2 separate regions of the Homo sapiens genome follow, and region 2 is linked to region 1. A link is an interaction called in ENCODE POLR2A ChIA-PET data of the cell type or tissue named here. Cell type or tissue: GM12878. All regions are shown on one strand. Links, peaks and the distances in the headings refer to the core of each region. The heading gives the core; the rest is flanking DNA.

The links. ChIA-PET counts read pairs that join two places held together with the same protein. Peaks named below come from ENCODE experiments on the same cell type or tissue, not always from the same donor. Only the 100,000 strongest peaks of a DNase experiment are listed, where the experiment ranks them.
Region 2: POLR2A ChIA-PET joins it to region 1 with 5 read pairs; 10 of 35 experiments call an interaction of 5 or more read pairs at or near these places.

Annotation. Positions count from the first base shown.
Region 1 is chr1:26,539,628-26,544,770 of GRCh38, reverse strand. The region is part of intron 2 of RPS6KA1 (ribosomal protein S6 kinase A1); the gene reads right to left. Among named protein-coding and RNA genes, the nearest start is that of MIR1976, 12 kb to the left of the region's middle. RefSeq lists enhancers at 1,792-2,436, 3,109-3,158, 3,169-3,218 and a silencer at 2,679-2,728. In GM12878, for the core only: CTCF peaks have their summits at 1,515 and 2,759 (motif pointing left); DNase peaks (open chromatin) are centred at 1,436, 2,390 and 2,700; H3K4me3 peaks cover 2,203 bases; H3K27ac peaks cover 3,651 bases.
Region 2 is chr1:26,610,674-26,615,816 of GRCh38, reverse strand. No RefSeq gene overlaps it. Among named protein-coding and RNA genes, the nearest start is that of MIR1976, 59 kb to the right of the region's middle. In GM12878, for the core only: no CTCF peak of the experiment used is centred there; no DNase peak of the experiment used is centred there.

The sequences.
Region 1 (5,143 bases), core at 645-4,644:
TGGGCGTGGTGGCTCACGCCTGTAATCCCAGCACTTTGGGAGGCCGAGGCAGGTGGATCACGAGGTTAGGAGATCGAGACCATCCTGGCTAACACGGTGAAACCCCGTCTCTACTAAAAATACAAAAAATTAGCTGGGCGTGGTGGTGGGCACCTGTAATCCCAGATACTTGGGAAGCTGAGGCAGGAGAATGGCTTGAACCTGGGAGGGGGAGGCTGCAGTGAGCCAAGATCGCACCACCGCACTCCAGCCTGGGCGACAAAGTGAGACTCCGTTTCAAAAAAAAAACCAACAGGCAATGACAGAAGGGGACATGTATCCAAAAGGCAGAGACAGATGGTGACACAAACCCAACAGGCAAAGACAGAAGGGGACAGGTATCCAACAGGCAGAGACAGATGAAGACATAAACCCAACAGGCAGAGACAGAAGGGGACATGAACAACAGGCACCTAACATGTGACATGTACCCAAAAGGTGAAGTCAGGCACTTATCAAGTGGAGACAGAGATTGGAACCCAACCACAGACAGAGGTAGGCAGCAAAGAGAGACAGCGGGAGAGTCAGCGAGCCCCAAGCAGACTGACAATACCTAGGGCAGATAGGTCTGACACCTGGCAGACACACGGGCAGGCAGCAGGGCAGGGATCCCCAGGAAGGGGTTAAGGGCAGAGCTGTGGGTTCTTGCTGCTGTACCTGGGGTGGGGAAAGAGATGAGGGGAGACAATCTGCAAACTCCCACCACTCAGGAGAGGACTCTCGTATTTCTTGCAGACCCACCTCTGAGATCTCCCATTTCCCTAGGATTTTCCTCCTATGCCAAGACCTGAGGGGGACCCAGACAGTAGCTGAGAGGACTATCTCCTGAGTGCAATCTGATGTCTTTGACTCTGATCATATCCTAAAAACTGTTATCCTCATTCCAGGAATAGGAAACTGAGGCCCAGAAGACAGTGACTCACCAAGGCTCAAAGCAAACAGTGGCAGAGGTAGCTTGGACCCAGGCGCCTCCCTGCTTACTGCCTGGCCTGGGGTCAGCAGGCATCAAATGCCAGGAAAGTGTGGGCAGGTCAATCAGCCAGAGCCACGTCCTGCCCACCCACATCTGCCTAAAACCCCTTCTCCTTCAGTACTAGGGTCCGTCTGTGACCTCCCACTGTAGGTCCTGGCCCTCGGAGACACAATCTTATCTTCAGGGGAAGATACCTAACCCTTCCTGACAGATGGAGGAGTGGGTGGAACAGCCCCACAAAAACACCACAAAACTGCAGTCAAATCAGACCCCTGAGTGTAACCTCCTGGCGGGACAGGCAGAAAGCCTGGCTCAAAGAGGGACTAAGAGGGGGCCAAGCCCACATGGCAATACCTGCACACCCCACCCTGAGATCTGAACCTCCACCTCACCTGTCTGCCTCTGACTGAGAGCACTCCCTGGGGACAGAGACAGGAAACCACCCAGAAATCCCAAGGGACAGAGCCACCCCCAAACCCATTCCTTGCCCAGTCATGGTGACAGACACCGCTGGAGGCAGGCGACTCTTCTGCTCACCTTTCTGGGACAGGGAACCAAGTCTCTCTCAACCCTGGGGAAATCTGCTGGGGTCTGCATGGTGGGGCTCAAGCCGGTGACCAGAGGGCCCCGTTACTCTTCCTACTTCTGCTTTTTTTAGCCTTCCTGGCCCAGAAGGCAGGGTCTCTGGCCCCCCTCCTTCTCACTTCCCCCTCTGCAGGGAGGAGGGGCAGATGATGGGTCAGGCTCCTCTATAGAGGAGGGGACACTGCAGACCCCAAGCCCATGACCCCAGGGAAGGCCCAGGGGCACACCTCTCCCTATGTCCTCTGACTCTAAGGAGGAGAGACAAGAGCAGAGACAAAAGTCACAAGGCGATAACGCAGTGTCACAGTGGGCATATCAGCACCCGCAAACATCCACGTGAGGGGAGGACCTGAGAGAATGTGGGGCAAAAGTCAGCAAAGGCCACTGTCCGACTGTCCAGTCCAGAGCTTAGATACTGTGTCCCACCCCTCCATAGCATCCTTCCCATGGCTATGCCCACCCACAATGGCAGCCCAGAAAGCAGGCACCAGTGGCCCCCCTCCGGTCCTGCCCTGCTCAGCTGCCCCGAAGAAGGCTGCCAGTCCCAAGCCCCAGGATGGGTAAGGCGGGCAGAAAGCCTGACCAAGGACCTCACAGAGGTCTGAGAGGAGGAGCAGGCAGCTATGGGGCAGGGGTTGACCAGGCCCAGCCCCTTTCTACGTGGCCTCATTTCATCACTCATACCAGCACAGCACAGGCACTGACATGCACACACACACACTCAGGCCGATGATCGGAAACCCTGTCCGCAGACAACCCCTATGCAGAAACACATGCCCCCACGCACACACGGACTTCCCCTTCCCTGTCCTTGCAGAGTCTCTGCGGGTGGATGGCTGCCGGGAGATTGTGAAAGATGCCTCCCTCAGCCAAGCCTCTCATTGCTCTCCAGCTTCCTCAGACAGGGGTTTGGAGGCTGGGGCAGCTCTCGGAAGCCCCAAAGCTCACCCTCCCTACCAACCCCTGGTCCCTCAGATGCAAAGAAGGTAGAGAGGTAGCTACTTTGTGGGAGGAGACTCTCCAGATACGGGCTGAGATAAACCAAGGGGCCTAGTCCACACGAGCCTCTGTGGCCAGCAGGGTACCAGAAGGGGCAACAGGAAGGAAACAGTCTCAGAACTGCCTTTGCTGAAGGCTGTGTGGGCCCTGAGGCCTCTGGTGGCGGGCGGGGGGAGGACAGCCACCAGCCCACATCCCTTGGTCCCTGCCCCATCCCCCGCATAGGGACTTCCTCTTTATTTACTTCCTCCTACAGGGCAGCTGGAAGAGAAGCCCAGAGCCCCCAGGCCTGATCCGTGGTCTCTAGGGTTCCCACCCTGCCAGCTGTAGCCAAGCCCACCTGCCAATCCTGGCCCTAACGGACACCAAAAGCCCCTTCCCCAGCTGGCAGCATTTGCAGGGCCCTTCCAGGCGCTACCCCCTCCCTCAGTGGGACAGATGTCCTCAGACACATCTCCCAGCGTGCCTCCAGGCAGGTGAGGAGGGGTCCACAGCTCCCTGGCAGCCTTGAGGGGGAGCTGGCCTCCAACACTAGGTCAGGACTGGCATGGAGAGATGATGGTAAGTGTGCCTCCTACTGATTGAGCAGTTGCTGCACGCACACAGCCTTTTTTTTCTTTGAGAGGGAGTCTCACTCTGCTGCCCAGGCTGGAGTGCAGTGGTGAGATCTCAGCTCACTGCAACCTCCGTCTCCTGGGCTTAAGTGATTCTCGTACCTCAGCCTCCCGAGTAGCTGGGACTACAGGCACACTCCACAATGCCTGGCTAATTTTTTGTATTTTAGTAGCGACAGGGTTTCATCATGTTGCCCAGGGTGGTCTCAAACTCCTGAGCTCAGGCGATCTGCCCGCCTCGGCCTCCCAAAGTGCTGGGATTACAGGTGTGAGGCACTGTGTCCGGCATTTTTTTTTTTTTTTTGAGACAGAGTCTCACTCTGTTGCCCAGGCTGGAGTGCAGTGGCATAATCATGGTTCACTGCAGCCTCTTGGGCTCAAGCGATCCTCCCACCTCAGCCTATGGAGTAAGCTGGGAGGACAAGTGCGTACCACCACATCTGGCTAATTTTTAAAAAATTTTTTGTAGAGGGCCGGGCGCGGTGGCTCATGCCTGTAATCCCAGCACTTTGGGAGACCGAGGTGGGCGGATCACCTGAGGTCGGGAGTTCGAGACCAGCCTGACCAACATGGAGAAACCCCGTCTCTACTAAAAATATGAAATTAGCCGGGCATAGTGGCATATGCCTGCAATCCCAGCTACTACGGAGGCTGAGGCAGGAGAATCGCTTGAACCTAGGAGGCGGAGGTTGTGGTGAGCCAAGATCGTGCCATTGCACTCCAGCCTGGGCAACAAAAGTGAAACTCCATCTCAAAAAAAAATTTTGTTTTTTGTAGAGGATGGGTCTCCCTGTGTTGCCCAGGCTTGTGTTGAACTCCTGGCTGGGCATAGTGGCGTGCGCCTGTAGTCCCAGCTACTCCGGTAGCTGAGGTAGGAGGATCACTTGAGCCTAGGAGGTCAAGGCTACAGTGAGCTGTGGTTGTACCACTGCACTCCAGCCTGGGCAACAGAGGGAGGCCCTGCCTCAAAACAAAAACAAAACCAAAAAACCACAACTATCCTGAGACAGCCATAATCAAGGTGTTGTGGGTGCCCAGAGGTGGTGACTATTTGCCAGTGCATGAAGTCAAGAAAGACCTTCCAGAGAGGGGCAGCCCAGCTGGGTCCTGAGGATGAACAAATGTTGGCCAGGCAGAAAGGAGGAAAAAAAGACACTCCAGGTAGAGAAAGACCTGTGTGACCAAGGGGCTTAAGGCCAGGAGGGTAGAGTGGGAAGTCAGGAAGAGCTGGCCACTCACTAGCTGGGTGCTCCCGGGCAAATCTGTTTCCCTGTCTGAACCTCGGTTTCCTCCTCTGTAAAATGAAGGTTAGAACAATATGCTCCACTCTCAGATTGTTTCTAGAAGCAAAATGGGCCACAGAGACAAGGGGATGTTGGAAACAGAACTTCTCCCAGGTTTACTTAGTCTTACTGCTGTGGGGTCTCCCCTGGGCAGGCTGAAGGGACAGAGCCCAGCCACAGGGCCCCAGGTACTAGGAGGGTGGCTGGCCTTCTCTGACCAGGCCAAGGGAAGTTCCTCCCAACACCTGAGGCTGCCCAAGGCTCCCTGAAGTCCACAGTCACATCCTGCCTAAGCTCTGGCCAGGGGAGCATGAGGGATCCGGGAGGGATCAGGGTTTCATAAACAGGAAGAGAGGAGGGGAGGGGAGACGCTCAGCTCTCAAAATAGACCTGCAGGCGCTTCAAAGGGGTCCAGCTCCGGAGATAGCTGGGGGAGGGGGCCTGGGATGCCCAGTCCACTCCCAGAAGGGAGGGAGGGCAAATGGAGCCCCGGTGTGCCTTAGGGTACCACGTGCACCTAGGTGCTGAGGGGATCCAGAGAGTTCTCACCCTGGATGGCTATCCACACTATTGCTGCTAAAAGCCAAATCCCAAATCCCAAATCCCGCTTTCTGCCTGAAATGAATAAAATAAACAAGCATTAAACAGCA
Region 2 (5,143 bases), core at 378-4,377, 71 kb before region 1:
CACCTGTAATCCCAGCACTTTGGGAGGCCAAGGCGGGCAGATCACGAGGTCAGAAGTTTGAGACCAGCCTGGCCAACATGGTTAAACCCTGTCTCTACTAAAAATACAAAAATTAGCCGGGCATGGTGGCGTGTGCCTGTAGTCCCTGCTACTTGGGAGGCTGAGGGAGGAGAATTGCTTGAACCCAGGAGGCGGAGGTTGCAGTGAGCCGAGATTGCACCACTGCACTCCAGCTTGGGCGACAGAGTGAGACTTTGTCTCAAAAAAAAAAAAAAAAAAAGAAGATAATGAAAAAAGATAATGTGAACTGGCCAAGAATCGCTTGAACCCAGGAGGCGGAGGTTGCAGTGAGCCAAGATTGTGCCACCACACTCCAGCCTGGGCAACAGAGTGAGACTCTCTCTTTCTCAAAAAAAAAAAAATAATAATATTAAATAATCAGGTAATGTGAAGTGAGTGGCTATAGGAAGGGTGAGGAAAATAATCAAATCTGGCAGACTAAGAGAACTCAAGCAGTGCAGCTTTGCGTGGATGGTTGAAAAGCAGTAGCAACTGAGATCAGCCTTATACTTCACATACAAAAATCAGATGAGATGACTCATCTTGAGCAAAAAGTGTCATGAAGCCCATGAAACCAACTAGAAAAGCTGGGTACTGGGAGACAAAGACAAGCCAACCAGTGAGCTGGTTACCTGTTCACCCTGGGAAACTGGTTCTCTAAAAATTGTTATTTTATGGAAAATAAGGCTGACCTCAGCAGCATCTTTAGACAAAAATAAGACACCCATGACTGTTAAAAGAAACAATGAAGTTGTCTTAACAATCAGAACCAAATTCTTGGTTCCTCCAATCCAAAAGGGAAAATTGAGAGGAGGCAGTATGGCTCTGTAGTCAGACAAACCTGAGACTAGAATCCCACCTCTGCCTCTGCTAAGTGACTAGAGCAAGTAGCTTTACCACTCCAAGCCTCAGTTTTGTCATCTGTAAATGGGAATAATAACACAAAGCATGTTGCAAGGATTATTTGATACTTTAAATGTAAAGCATACTTAGTACAGTTCCTGACATGTAGAGCCCAATGTTATCAAAATAAAGTTTTATTGGGGGGAAAGGGGAAGAAAATGTGACCATATTAGTGTTTGTGATATAGACTCTGCTATATAGAGATAGTGACATTATACAAAGGAAATGGAGAGCCATGATCTCCTATCTTAGGTGATCACTAAAGGGCCTAACTAAAGCTTAGAATTTCCATAGCTTGTGGGAGAAAGCCAGCTGAAATAGAATTGCAAGTGTCCTTGCTCCAAATGCAAGGTAAATGATTTCCCTTCTTTCTCCTTTGGTTCTGTTTTTCTCTTCATGCTTTAATCATTTTGACACCAAGCTGTACAAAAGTAATTTGAAATTAACATGTCTGACACTTGGTAGCTAGCAGAACCTGATTCTGAACCCTGCCCCCTCTCCAGGGCAGCCAGAAGTCATCTTTCATTGGTTACTGGTCCTGCAGCAGCTGATGAAGGGCCCAGGAAAATACATCCAACAATTAATTTGCTAATTTAGTTTTCTGTTTAATCTGAAACCAGAAAATCTTCTATCACCCAGAAGCTTGGCTTTCTGGCTTGAACATTGACTTCTGAAACTTCTTGTTTAGTGAGCAAAGAAATAGAAGAGAAAGGGAAAAAGCCTAACTACTTAGGTACATATCGTTACCCCTGTGCCCGTCTATTTTCAAAATGTTTTTCTGTAGGATCATAGAGTTCACAATTTCTTTTTCTTCTTCTTCTTCTTCTTTTTTTTTTTTTTTTTTTTTTTTTTGGTTAGAGACAGGGTGTATGTTTCTCAGGCTGGAGTGCGGTGGTGCAGTCACAATTCACTGCAGCCTCAATCTCCCAGGCTCAGACAATCCTCACACCTCAGCTCCTTGAGTAGCTGGGACCACAGGTGCGCACCACAATGCCGGGCTAATTTAAAAATTATTTGTAGAGTGGGTGCGGTGGCTCATGCCTGTAATCCCAGCACTTTGGGAGGCCGAGGCAGGCGGATCACCTGAGGTCGGGAGTTCGAGACCAGCCTGACCAACATGGAGAAACCTTGTCTCTACTAAAAATACAAAATTAGCCAGGCGTGGTGGCGCATGCCTGTAATCCCAGCTACTCGGGAGGCTGAGGCAGGAGAATCACTTGAACCCGGGAGGCGGAGGTTGCGATGAGCTGAGATCACGTCATTGCACTCCAGCCTGGGCAACAAGGGCAAAACTGTCTCAAAAATAATAATAATAATAAATTAAATTAAATTATTTGTAGAGTTGGGGTGTCCCTATGTTGCCTAGGCTGGTCTTGATCATCCTGCCTTGGCCTCCCAAAGTGCTGAGAAGCCACTGTGCCCAGCCTTTTTTTGTTGTTGTTGTTGGGGGTGGGGCTGGGGGGCGTGAGGTACAGGGTCTTGCTCTATTGCCCAAGCTGGTCTCAAAGACTTGGCCTCAACTGATCCTCCTGCCTTGGTCTCCCAAAGTGCTGGGATTACAGGGGTGAGGTACTGTGCCCAGCCCCACGAGTTATTTTACCAGGAGAATTGGAAGCAATACCTTCATATTCAGTGTAGGTAAGTGCTTTGTGAGCTATGGAGAATTTCCAGACCAATATATGTTTAAGATTTAGAAAACTACTTTAGGGTTTCGAACAGACCCAGATGAGTTTCTAACATTTGAAGTAAGTATTGCTCTAAGTTGTAAAGCAGCTTTCAGCTTCCCTGGAAACTTTCCACTGATTTCAATAGGAAGAGGCAAAGGAAATTTGTATCAGAGATTGAAGAGATTTGTATTTGACTCTTGGCCCAGAAGACAGACAACAGGTATGCTATGACAGGTTCCTCTGGTAAGTTTTCCCTTACTGCCTTACTGGAGAGTAGTTCAATTAACAGGAAAAAGGGGCAGGCTTAACTTTTTTTTTTTTTTTTTAAAGAGATGGGATCTCGCACTGTCACTCTGTCACCCAGGCTGGAGTGCAGTGTCACAATCTCAGCCCACTGCAGCCTTCGCCTCCCGGGTTCAAGTGATTCTCCTGCCTCAGCTTCCCAAGTAGCTGGGACTACAGGCGTGTGCTACTACACCCAGCTAATTTTTGTACTTTTAGTAGAGATGGGGTTTCACTATATGTTGGCCAGGCTGGTCTTGAACTCCTGACCTCAGGTGATCCGTCCTCCTCAGCCTCCCAAAGCACTGGGATTACAGGTGTGGTGTGAGCCACCGTGCTTGGCCCGCTTAACTCTCTTTCTTTCTTTTTTTTTTTTTTTTTTGAGATGGAGTCTCATTCTGTCACCCAGGCTGGAGTGCAAGTGGCACGATCTTGGTTCACTGCAACCTCCACCTCCCAAGTTCAAGCGATTCTCCTGCCTCAGCCTCCTGAGTAGCTGGGATTACAGGCATGCACCACCACACCCGGCTAATATTTGTACTTTTAGTAGAGATGGGTTTTCGCCATGTTGACCAGGCTGGTCTCCAACTCCTGACCTCGAGCGATCCACCCACCTTGGCCTCCCAAAGTGCTGGGATTATAGGCATGAGCCACCGCGCCCGGCCAGCCCGCTTAACTCTTAAGTATGTACCAAAACCCATGCCCTTTCTATTACTCAGAATGTATTTTACTCAGTTGGTGATTTGATTTTACTTCCTATTTTCCCATCTCAGTCACGTTAGACTTTTTTGCCTGACTTCTAAGACCTTGTGTATTCTGTCCCAACCCTACTTATCAATCACTATTTCTAACTCTTCATCAAAGTGTCTATTCTAATTTGGCCAAACTCACCGTTCTGAGAACGTGCCCCTATGTTCCTGCCTCCGAACCTTTGTTCATTTCCCTACTGATTTTCCTCCACATGCTTCTCTCTCCTTTATTCAAATCCTATCTGAACCTTGAGGCCCACCAGGGTCTTATTTCCTCAACTCAGTCTTCCCCACTACTAATTTCTCCCTTCCTGTACATCGATAGCATTATGTAGTGTTCCAAATTGTTGACCACTCTAGTGAAAATCATGTTCAGTTATTTCATATCTCAGGTCTAACTTTACAAATAAACTATATTTTATATACCTTTATAAAATATATAAAGGTATTTCTTGGGTATCCCTTACAGGGATTCCTCACTGGCCATTCATGATAATCACTGGATGCTTATTTAAAAAATAGATGATCAGGTTGTATCCTCCCAGAGATTTTGTTTTGTTAGAACTAAGATGGGCTAAGGAATCTGTATTTTTTGCATACATTCAGGTACCTAACTAATCCCCTGATAGGAGTTGGAGAATCACTGCTCATAGCACTTGCCATAGAAGACACTCAACTTGAGTATAAACATTTGGGTGTTAATTACATATACAGTATATACTTATTTATACTACATGGTGACCTCATAGGTGGGCACTCTACAACCAAGTCTACACTTTAGGGCACAAGTTGGAAGGCAGATAATCTGGTTCACTCTCCGTGGCACCGGTTTGGTATGTTTGAAAACAGAATCTCCTTTAGGTCTGTGATCTCTTGGTAATTACGTTTGCAGAGTAGAACAGGTTGATAGAATTGTAGCTGATTAAAAACAGTTTCCTATTCTCAATCAATTGCAGTCTGTAGCATTTGTTTGTGGAGTGATATTTAGGGGGAAGGAGACTGATGTGGGAAAAAGCTGGTCAAATTCTGCCCCAGGCATTACAAAATTAGTAAAATGAATCTTCCTGCCCACTCCTCACCTCATATCCTAAATCCAGCTCAAGTGTTAAACGAAGAAGGATTAAGCTGTGATTCCCCTCCTGGGGTACTTGTGTTTTAGAGGGAATCCTCTGAAAGTGAGAAGAGAGGATTATCTTAATGACCCCCAATCTTACTTGACAGGCAGACTGCCCAGAGCCCGAGATTTGGGAGAGCATTCTCTTACAAGATGACCCCCTGGACACCACTCTGCTTCTTCCTATAGTTTACAATTCTAAGTAGAATAAACAGTGACTAAAAAAGTTTCCATTATTCTCAGAGCTGAGCAATTTAGATGTGGACATGCTGGTCTGCTATGGGTATTGTTAGAAGAAACATTTGGGTTGCAAAGTCCCATCACTGTTTTGCTGAAATGCCATATTGTGGATTTTCCATATTCTCACA